3 separate regions of the Homo sapiens genome follow, and regions 1 and 3 are each linked to region 2. Evidence: chromatin contacts called from ENCODE Hi-C or POLR2A ChIA-PET data. All regions are on one chromosome and are shown on one strand. The core of a region is the stretch at or near the end of the contact, and the rest is flanking DNA. Distances in the headings are between cores, read along the strand shown.

Region 1 (3,463 bases), core at 523-3,022, 190 kb after region 2:
CTTCAATGATGAACTGGTTATTAAAACACTCTCCACAAGTGGAGCAGCACACCTCTTATTGAGAGTTCTCAAGACTCTTTCTGGTACCAGGTCCTCTCTTTTGGTATGAGTGGCTAGATTTCTTCATGTATGTTAATCAAAGCAACACATTAAAACAGATTGAATGCAGAAGCAGAGATGAGACTCGAACTATAAGCTCCACACTAATTTTCAAAAAATGGAAATCTATGTATCCCTTCTCATTAATTTTCTTCTTCATAAAAATGAGTTATTTGGGTTATCATCTAATGTTTTATTGCTATTTTAAAATGAATTAATAAGTATTTTTATTCCAAATTTTGCATTTTAGCATGATAAACAGTGATAGATACAGTTCACAAAAACGAAAGCCCTTAGGGTCCTCAATAATTGAGAGTGTGAAGGAGGCTGAGATAAAAAGTTTGAGAATCATTCATTTTTCAATGCAGTTAATTCCATATCTCGCTTTTTTTGACTTAGCGTAGTTAAACCAGAAAAGCAGGTCTGTATTCCTACGGCTTTGTGACCTTGGTAAGTTAATTCTTTACCTCTTCAAATCTTTATTTCTCCAACTGTGAAAAGGCAATGTTAGAAAAGATTTTGTCTCACGGAACCATTTTTTAGCTTTTAGTTTCTGTAACTATGAGAATTATAAATGAACTTTGCTCCTAGCTTGAGGGCAGTGAAGTTATTTCTGCTTTGTCATCCTTTTTATACCTCCAAATCCCATCATCACTGCCTTTAACAATCTTTTCTGCCTAAGTTCTTCCCCCCACCCAAAAGATTTTTCATTGGATTACATCACTGTACAGTAATTACAGAAGTTACTATTTCCAGTTGTCAAAAAAACCAGTTCTGCACTAAACTGCATGCCATGTAGCACATACAAAACACAGTGCAGACAAAGAAAATGCCACAGTTTAGTGTCACCCCATCCATCAGGTGGAAAAATGAAATGCCTAAAGCAGGCAATGCGACCGAATTTAATCAAGCATACTATTACTCAGGCCCTGCCTTGCATCTCCCCACTGCAGCGGAGTGAAATAGAAAGACATGTGCTGCCTGTGCATTTTCTCTTTTCTGTGAAAACACCACGGATTAGTATCTGCTTGGCGTCCTTAACCAATGTGTGAATACGTGTCTTAATTCCAGGCTAGTGCGCGTCTGCTTTGCCTCCGAAATCACTGCGGCAGAATACAAATAATGTATGAAATAAAAAGCCTTTGCCAAGTGCGCCAAGACTACAGCCTTCACTTACGAATCACATCTGCGTCTCCGTTTTCTTTACGCACCCGCAGTAGGATCAAGATGTGAGATCGCAACCCAGTCTGCCGGGAATTTAATTTCCATTTCCCCTCCCAACATCAAACCACCACGAAAACCAACCCTTCCCGGCGCGAAGCTGCAAGTAAGATGGGGAAGGCCAAGGGACCGCGTGGCGAGCCCGCACTGTGGGGCGCGCCCGCCTCCCGCCGCAGACCCTGGAGTGAACTGGGCTTCACTGAGGCCTGAGCCGGGAAGAAGCCAAAGAATAAGAGATGCGATAAAATGGCTGCCAGGAGGGGGTTTCTGTATGCTAAGGGCAGCCTGCCTTCCCCAAGGGATCCAGTGTGCTTCCAGCCCGGCTCCAGGCAGCGGCCGAGACGCCTCAAATTTGGGCCGCATCCCAAGGCCAAGGAGAGGCGACTTCCACAGCTTCATTTAGCTCTGCAGAAAGTCACCTCCGCCCCCACCCCCATGCGGCACGTGCGGCAAGCCATCACCATGGCAACCTTCCTTTCTGCCCCTCTCTTGTTATTGAACAGCTGAGACACCCAGCGTCCCTGAACTTGTTACTGCACAAGTTAATGCGGTCCTCTGAGGGCTTGGTTTCCTAACTATTGTTCTTTGGGCAACTGACTGCTTCCTGAAACAAAAAACAAAACAAAACAAAACCCTATGCGTGTGTCTCAGACGTTCTCCCCACCACTCCTGGCCCCAAATGTCAGCGAATCTGGTCATTCTCCTCCTAGGAGGCGCAACAGAATAAACTGGAAGGAAGCAAGGATTCATGTCCAACCCTTATTTACTGACACTAATGTTGGAACCATTTTGACGTTTGCAGCCTTCAGTTTCACTAGATATAAACCATTAATAGTTATATGACTACCTCTTATATATGGTTGGTGAGTGAGCAAATTGATGCAGTCTTCCTGTGGGCAACTTTTTCAAGAAATAAATAGAGGTTTGAACAAAATATAGCTACAAAGATACTCATAGGAGCAAATGGTTATAATAGTTGTTTTTAAATCAAGCTAAATGTAAGAAAACGGTTGAAGAAATGAATACAATGAGATAACCACTGGGTGATGCAATTACAGGTGACTTTTTCCTTATACTTTCTTTGACAATTATAAAAATTATATAAGAACAAAAACATGTTTTGTTTTATTGTTTCAACATGTCTGATGTGGTTTATAAACATATAAATGAATCTTTACTTATAGATTATACATAAAAGTATTTTCCTCAAAGGAAAGTGTGAAGATTAAAATGGAAGAGCTCTGGATCACTTGGATCATTTGTTATTGTTTTTGTTTCTTTCCCCTCAGATATCTAAGTATTTGCATTTGGTTTGGGAAAAATTATTTTTAATTATTTATGTTCTACCAAAGAAAACAAAATGATTTTCCATTGAACACATAATAATATTAAGAAATACTCAAAATCACCTTATTGTCATAAACCTTCATTAAGGATAAAGGCTTTCATTTTGTTCTTATTCTCTGGCTATAGAATTTCAATTCAAAGAGCAGTTGTTGTTTTAAAATGGAAATTCATGAGTGCTGAGAGGCCTGGCTGCAGAGCCAGATTGTGCTCAAAGTGGAATCCTTCAAAACCGCCTTCTCTGAGGTCCCTGCACCCCAGCCCTGGAACGGCAGGGAGTAGCTTGCCATATCATTTACACAGAACTGCGTGATCCTTCAGGGAAACCACTCTCTTCCCATTGTGGGTAAGAGTGAACCTGGCTGTTGTCAAGTAGCCTGTAAGAAGCCCTGCAGTATCACACTCAAGGCACCTCATCTCTGAGGAGGGCTCAGGGAGCACCCAGGCCTGACCAACAGCTGCAATTAAATCAGGGCCTTTTAAGACTTGAGAAATGCTCACTTTGAATTATTCTGAAAGAAAAAAAAATCATAGACCCGGGCAAAAATTTAGCTACGCGAATTTAGTTTTTATACTATTTTATAACAGTAAAATTTTAGAATCCACATAAATGTCGAAGAATTTAAAAAAAAATCTGTGTTACAGCTGGATGATAAAACTATATGCAGCCATTAAAATTGAACATATAGGAGAATATGCAGTCATGTGGAAAAGTGCTCACTGTGCAGTGTTAAGTGAAAAGAAAGGCATGTTAAAAATAGAATGTACTTCATGACCCAATTTTTATAAAATATTTTGT
Region 2 (3,234 bases), core at 557-3,056:
TAATTTTTTTGTTTGTTTGTTTAGTAGAGACAGAGTTTTGCCATATTGGCCAGGCTGGTCTGGAACTCCTGACCCCAGGTAATCCACCCGCCTGGCCTCAGCCCCACAAAGTGCTGGGATTACAGGCATAAGCCACTGCCTCCGGCCTGAAAAGTCAGTAATTAAAGAGACCTTCCTATCCCCTAAGACTTGGTGACCCCACTCAATTTCATCCTACTATCACATTTGAGGTTATTCATTTAATGTCTCTCTTAAATGGTACAAGATGAACTTCTCCACTCATGCTAGGACTGCATTTATTTTACTACTAAATCTGTAGCACCTCATACTATGTATCATAATAGGTGTTAAATATAAGAATAAATAAATGAATTAGTGATGCCTGTACATTTGCTAAAGGCAGGCTGCACACTTGGTTCTAAGTTTGTAGTAGCCAAGAAAAAGAATTTTAAGATTCATAGTATCCTTAGGATAAAATAAAATAACGATTTCAGGACCAAGTAAGAGTTTGAGATAACTAATAAAAATCAAATAATAGCCGGGCGCGGTGGCACACGCCTCTAATCCCAGCACTTTGGGAGGCCGAGGCGGGAGGATCACTTGAGGTCAGAAGTTCGAGACCAGCCTGACCAATAAGGTGAAATCCCATCTCTACTAAAAATACAAAAATTGGCCGCGCCTGGGCGACAGAATGAGACTCCGTTTCAAAATAAATAAATAAATGCATAAATCTGAATTAACAGCATGCACATCACTGCTTTACTTTCTAAAAGGTGTAGGAATGCTTATTTTAATAAATGAAAAATGACTCTTCCCCTCTTTTAAATTTGTTTCTCTTCCCCTTTTTGTTAAAGTACAAAACAAAACACCTTCCCCCACTTTTCGAATAGTTTTGGCTGTGTCTTTAGGACTGGAAGGAAATTCAGCTCAAATGAATTACTATATTATGAACTTAAGTAAGAATTGTTGTGCATTTTGTACAGAATGCAACTCCTAGGAGTTGACAAATGTTTGTTAAGTGCATCAGTGAGCGACATAGGACCTTCTCCTCCCTACTCTCTTGTCACGGTTTTTATTTAATCAAACATTTATTATTGTTCGATGCTCTTAAATGCCATTTCCTTCAGCTGATTATTTGTATGACAGAAGAGTCAATTAAGCTATTTTGTCCTAAAAATTACGAAAACGAAATGTACAATTGTGAAGTAAAATTTTGTTCCTTTGCAAATTTTAATAAATTATTGAAGTTTATTTTTTGTTTCAAATAATCTGGGCTTCAGTTCTAATAATGGAAGGACAATGTGAAGGCCCAGAATTCAGCATAGCGCCTGGCATTAATAGGAGGTCAGTACATTTTTAGTACATGTTTCTCAAATAGATCTTAAAATTTCATTTAAGAGCGTTTCCTCACGTCACAGTATGTCTCTGGCGTTACTTAATTTTGAAAAACCTCAACACAGATTCTAGTTTTAGGCAAAGCTCAGAAAATTTCTACTTAAGGATATTTCCAAAGCGAAAGGAAGCGCGGAGACGTTCATGACTGGCATCATCTCGCACGTGGTTCCGGAAATTCTCGGTAGGATGCCCTACATCTGCTCTCCCTCCACTAAGAAGAACCTCTTTGTGTGGCGAAAGTAAAAGTATTAGGGCTTTTAAGTTGCCCAGAGTCAAGGAACACGGATAAAGACGCTGGGAGATTGACATGCATTTCGACCAATAGCATTGCAGAGAGGCGTATCATTTCGCGGATGTTCCAATCAGTACGCAGAGAGTCGCCGTCTCCAAGGTGAAAGCGGAAGTAGGGCCTTCGCGCACCTCATGGAATCCCTTCTGCAGCACCTGGATCGCTTTTCCGAGCTTCTGGCGGTCTCAAGCACTACCTACGTCAGCACCTGGGACCCCGCCACCGTGCGCCGGGCCTTGCAGTGGGCGCGCTACCTGCGCCACATCCATCGGCGCTTTGGTCGGCATGGCCCCATTCGCACGGCTCTGGAGCGGCGGCTGCACAACCAGTGGAGGCAAGAGGGCGGCTTTGGGCGGGGTCCAGTTCCGGGATTAGCGAACTTCCAGGCCCTCGGTCACTGTGACGTCCTGCTCTCTCTGCGCCTGCTGGAGAACCGGGCCCTCGGGGATGCAGCTCGTTACCACCTGGTGCAGCAACTCTTTCCCGGCCCGGGCGTCCGGGACGCCGATGAGGAGACACTCCAAGAGAGCCTGGCCCGCCTTGCCCGCCGGCGGTCTGCGGTGCACATGCTGCGCTTCAATGGCTATAGAGAGAACCCAAATCTCCAGGAGGACTCTCTGATGAAGACCCAGGCGGAGCTGCTGCTGGAGCGTCTGCAGGAGGTGGGGAAGGCCGAAGCGGAGCGTCCCGCCAGGTTTCTCAGCAGCCTGTGGGAGCGCTTGCCTCAGAACAACTTCCTGAAGGTGATAGCGGTGGCGCTGTTGCAGCCGCCTTTGTCTCGTCGGCCCCAAGAAGAGTTGGAACCCGGCATCCACAAATCACCTGGAGAGGGGAGCCAAGTGCTAGTCCACTGGCTTCTGGGGAATTCGGAAGTCTTTGCTGCCTTTTGTCGCGCCCTCCCAGCCGGGCTTTTGACTTTAGTGACTAGCCGCCACCCAGCGCTGTCTCCTGTCTATCTGGGTCTGCTAACAGACTGGGGTCAACGTTTGCACTATGACCTTCAGAAAGGCATTTGGGTTGGAACTGAGTCCCAAGATGTGCCCTGGGAGGAGTTGCACAATAGGTTTCAAAGCCTCTGTCAGGCCCCTCCACCTCTGAAAGATAAAGTTCTAACTGCCCTGGAGACCTGTAAAGCGCAGGATGGAGATTTTGAAGTACCTGGTCTTAGCATCTGGACAGACCTCTTATTAGCTCTTCGTAGTGGTGCATTTAGGAAAAGACAAGTTTTGGGTCTCAGCGCAGGCCTCAGTTCTGTATAGGCAATGCTGTGTTATTACTTGAATATAGAATATATAGTTTACAAAATGAAAATTACAATGTTCTCACCAAATATATGCCTTCGTGTGTCCAAAGTATAATTATTTTAGATGCTAATTTTGAATAGTTTATTAAACAGTTATAAATATGCAAAGTAGCTGGCATGTAGTGTCACGGATTTTCTGGATAGAGGAAGTGATTGGAAGTACTCCACTTAAAGCCATGGAATTAGCAATAGTTTGCTTTTTAATAGAAGGCCCATTTGTAAGAATGTTGAAAATATGTGTACCGTT
Region 3 (3,218 bases), core at 701-3,200, 180 kb before region 2:
TTGTGATCGCCTAATAGACCATGTGCTTCCTGTTGACCAATTCCTCTTCCTTACCCTTCCCTAATTCCTGTTTTCATGGCTACATTTCTTCCCTGCTATATAAACCCTTAATTTTAATCTATTAGGTAGATGGATTTGAGACTGATCACCTAGCTCCTTGGCTGCAGCACCCGAATAAAGCTTTTTCCCCTGGAAATACTCAATGTTTCAGTGACTGGCGTTCTATGCAGTGAGCAGCAGGACCTAGACAGAACCTCTGACATTTCAGTAACAAAAGGACCTTAGAACACATCTTCCAGCTGGAAGTCTTCAAACTTATTTTAGCATCAGAACATACTCATTAAACAAAATCTCAATGAGAACCCCTGAAATATAAAGCAGATAAAAAGAGGATTTAGCTTGTAACTACTTTGCCTTTCCTGGCCCTCCCAGTAGTACTGAAATTGGCTCAAGTGTCGCATAGAACTAATATTTACTTTTAAAAATAAATATGGTCGGGCGTGGTGGCTCATGCCTGTAATCTCAACACTTTGGGAGGCCGAGGTGGGTGGATCACCTGAGGTCAGGAGTTTGAGACCATCCTGACCAATATGGTGAAACCCCATCTCTACTGAAAAAAAAAAAAAAAAAATTAGCTGGGCATGGTGGCAGGCGCCTGTAGTCTCAGCTACTCGGGAGGCTGAGACAGGAGAATTGCTTGAACCTGGGAGGCAGAGGTGGCAGTGAGCTGAGATCGTGCCACTGCACTCCAGCCTGGGTGACAGAGTGAGACTCCATCTCAAATAATAATGATAATAATAATAATAAATAAATATGGAAATTGACCCTCCCTTGTCTTAAACTTGAAACTTAAATTGGTCTTATCTGAGTTTCTTCCTCAGCAAACTGACCTTTAGGCAAGGAACAGATGACACCAGACAATTAAATGCCAGACTCCTTGCCCCTCCCTAAAATTCCTGTTTTCCTACATGTAGCTACATTCCTTCCCCATTATAGAAACCCTGAATTTTAATTGATTGGTGAAATGAATTCGAGACTGATTTGTTCTTCTTGGTTGCAGCACCCAAATAAAGCCTCCTTCCCTGGCAATACTCATTGTCTTAGTGATTAGCTTTCTATGTAGCAAGCAAGAGGATCTAACCCATGGTGTTTCGGTCACAGTACCATGTTGTTTTACATATGTAGACACTGAGAACCAGATTTTAGGACCCAAGCAAATCAAATCAAAGATCTGGTTCTCAGTGTACGCCTCTGTAAAACAAGAACCTGACTGGAGTCAGGTTGGACTGGAGCCAGATTCTTAGCACCTGACTCCAGTCTAGTCCTTTACTCATGACAGCTTTCACTAAAGAAATAAAATCACTAGGGCTTTTATAATTTCATCCACATATTCATATTCCCACAAGTTTCTGCATGTGTCTTACTGCCAGCTTCCAAAATTTGAAGTCACTGGGACAAAAACTGCCAAGGCCAGTGTCAGAATAACACTTTGATTCTTTCTACCACTGTTCGAGAGAGCAACTTTGCCTATTTTGAAGTTCTGGCACCTCCTAGCTCTGCAAATTACATTTAAGACTTGCCTCCAAACATTCTTGGTATCAATGCCCCTGGCAAAATGCCCAAGTCTAATTCAGTGTTTGTGAGCAGGCCATTTCAACCAGAAAGAACCACCAGTCACAACAGTTTTTAAACAATTCTAGGAAGCAGTGACAGAAACACTTTTCAGCCTGGAGTATGCTGGCCATTTAGGCACATATTCAGTTTGCTAATTTCTTAATGAATCCATAGTACTTTGCAAAGTGGATACAGCATGAAACAGAGTCCCATACTGAATATGAATAATACAGGAATTAAATTTCTGCTCACTTCCTCTTCCACATCCTTTCTACTGCAGATGTTGGTTTCAGTCCAATATTCTTACCACAGTCAATAGGGGAGGATTAGCAGGAAATACTTTTACAATGTATCTAGGTTTACTTTCCTGCCTTTGTAAGAGGAGTCTAATGGACATAATTGTATTTTTGTGAATAACATCTATCTCCAAAGTCTAGCTTTATCATGTGAAGGTTCCTTTGATAAGAGCTATAGTTGGAGGAGGCATACATCTTTGTTGATTGATTTTGTGTCATTGTGAGGCGGAGGGATATATTTGCTGTTTTCTCATTTTGAAACCCGAATCTAGGTTTTTCATGAGATTATCTCATCCTTTTGAAACTTGCCCAAGTGTCCCATAGAACTGATGTTTATGATTTCTTTTGAATAAACATAGACATTGACCCTCCCAGTCTTAAAATTTGAGAAAGTTAAAACTGTCTTATCTGAGTTCTTTTCTCAGAAAATCAATCATCAGGACTCCCAGACAGTGTCAAGCAACTGAAACTTACCAGATCATCACATCTGCACCATGGGAGCCAGACCCCTCACCCATCATGATTGCCTAAGGGACCACCTGCTTCTTGTAACCAACTTCTCCTCCTTGCCCATCCCTAATTCCTGTTTTCCTACACATAGTTATATTTCTTCTCTGCTATATAAACCCCTAATTTTAGTCAGTTGAGATGGATTTGGGACTGATCTCCTATTACAGGCTGCAGCACCTGAAAAAGCCTTCTTTCCTGGCAACACTCATTGCCTAGTGATTGACTTTCCACGCAGAGAGCAATAGGACAAAGACCAAACTGCTGGTGTATTGGTAACAATTTCCCTTTGACTGTTGTTCTGTAGGCAGTAACTGGAGAGGTGTTTTTCTCCAAAGGCGTGAGCTGACCTCCTTCCACTCCCAGGCTTTTAAAGGAAATAATGAACAGACAATTTATAGCTACATTTTAAAAACATGTTCCACAAAATTAGAGAATTGTTTTCCTTTTAGAAACAGATGCAACTTCCTTTAAAACATCTTACGTGAGACACTGCCTTATACGGACACCTTAAGAATGGGACATTACTAATAGTAAAATCAGATATCAGAGGTTTCTTTCTCTTGGAAGATTTCTCCTAGGTATCAGCCTTAGTAGTTTGTTTGGATTTTCCAATTATTGCAAAGACAGTTTTATATTTTTCCTGATCTTCTCTATGGACCTAGTCAGTGCTCTGCAGCTTGGGTCCTTATAAATTTATCAGAACTGTAAAATGCTTCTCTCTTGCTTTGAAGGAGTCGTTTTTTCTTTTTTCTTTGCTTTTCTGTTTCTAAGCTACACTGAAAAAAATGAAAACATACA

The links. Hi-C counts contacts between places; a loop is a spot of excess contacts on that map. ChIA-PET counts read pairs that join two places held with the same protein, here RNA polymerase II (POLR2A). Pooled maps may share reads with other maps.
Region 1: a map of endothelial cell of umbilical vein shows a loop between it and region 2 (10-fold over the local background). The contact joins the enhancer-like site here to the promoter of FANCF in region 2. A Hi-C loop is called at or near these places in 5 of 168 maps with a recorded cell type or tissue (endothelial cell of umbilical vein, heart right ventricle, left ventricle myocardium superior and 1 more) and 10 of 50 pooled maps. POLR2A ChIA-PET finds 5 or more read pairs at or near these places in 1 of 52 experiments (MCF 10A).
Region 3: a map of endothelial cell of umbilical vein shows a loop between it and region 2 (5-fold over the local background). The contact joins the enhancer-like site here to the promoter of FANCF in region 2. A Hi-C loop is called at or near these places in 4 of 168 maps with a recorded cell type or tissue (HepG2, OCI-LY7, endothelial cell of umbilical vein and 1 more), 3 of 37 single-sample maps with no recorded cell type and 9 of 50 pooled maps. POLR2A ChIA-PET finds 5 or more read pairs at or near these places in 1 of 52 experiments (CD4-positive, alpha-beta T cell).

The regions. Positions count from the first base shown.
Region 1 is chr11:22,430,785-22,434,247 of GRCh38, reverse strand. No RefSeq gene overlaps it. Among named protein-coding and RNA genes, the nearest start is that of LINC01495, 60 kb to the left of the region's middle. Within about 2 kb of position 1,772, at least 7 of the 41 ENCODE cell types and tissues checked have a DNase peak (open chromatin) inside an H3K27ac peak, as active enhancers do; they include endothelial cell of umbilical vein and heart right ventricle, where a contact is called at or near this core.
Region 2 is chr11:22,624,395-22,627,628 of GRCh38, reverse strand. FANCF (FA complementation group F) reads left to right here and starts at 1,806. Exons shown (of 1, transcript NM_022725.4): 1 at 1,806-3,234. The coding sequence starts at 1,819. The coding sequence ends at 2,943. It also overlaps a transcript of GAS2 not described here. RefSeq lists enhancers at 1,827-2,016, 1,343-2,242, 2,107-2,316, 2,697-2,746, 2,757-2,916.
Region 3 is chr11:22,807,068-22,810,285 of GRCh38, reverse strand. The region is part of intron 7 of GAS2 (growth arrest specific 2); the gene reads right to left. Among named protein-coding and RNA genes, the nearest start is that of LINC02718, 21 kb to the left of the region's middle. Within about 2 kb of position 1,950, at least 3 of the 41 ENCODE cell types and tissues checked have a DNase peak (open chromatin) inside an H3K27ac peak, as active enhancers do; they include OCI-LY7 and endothelial cell of umbilical vein, where a contact is called at or near this core.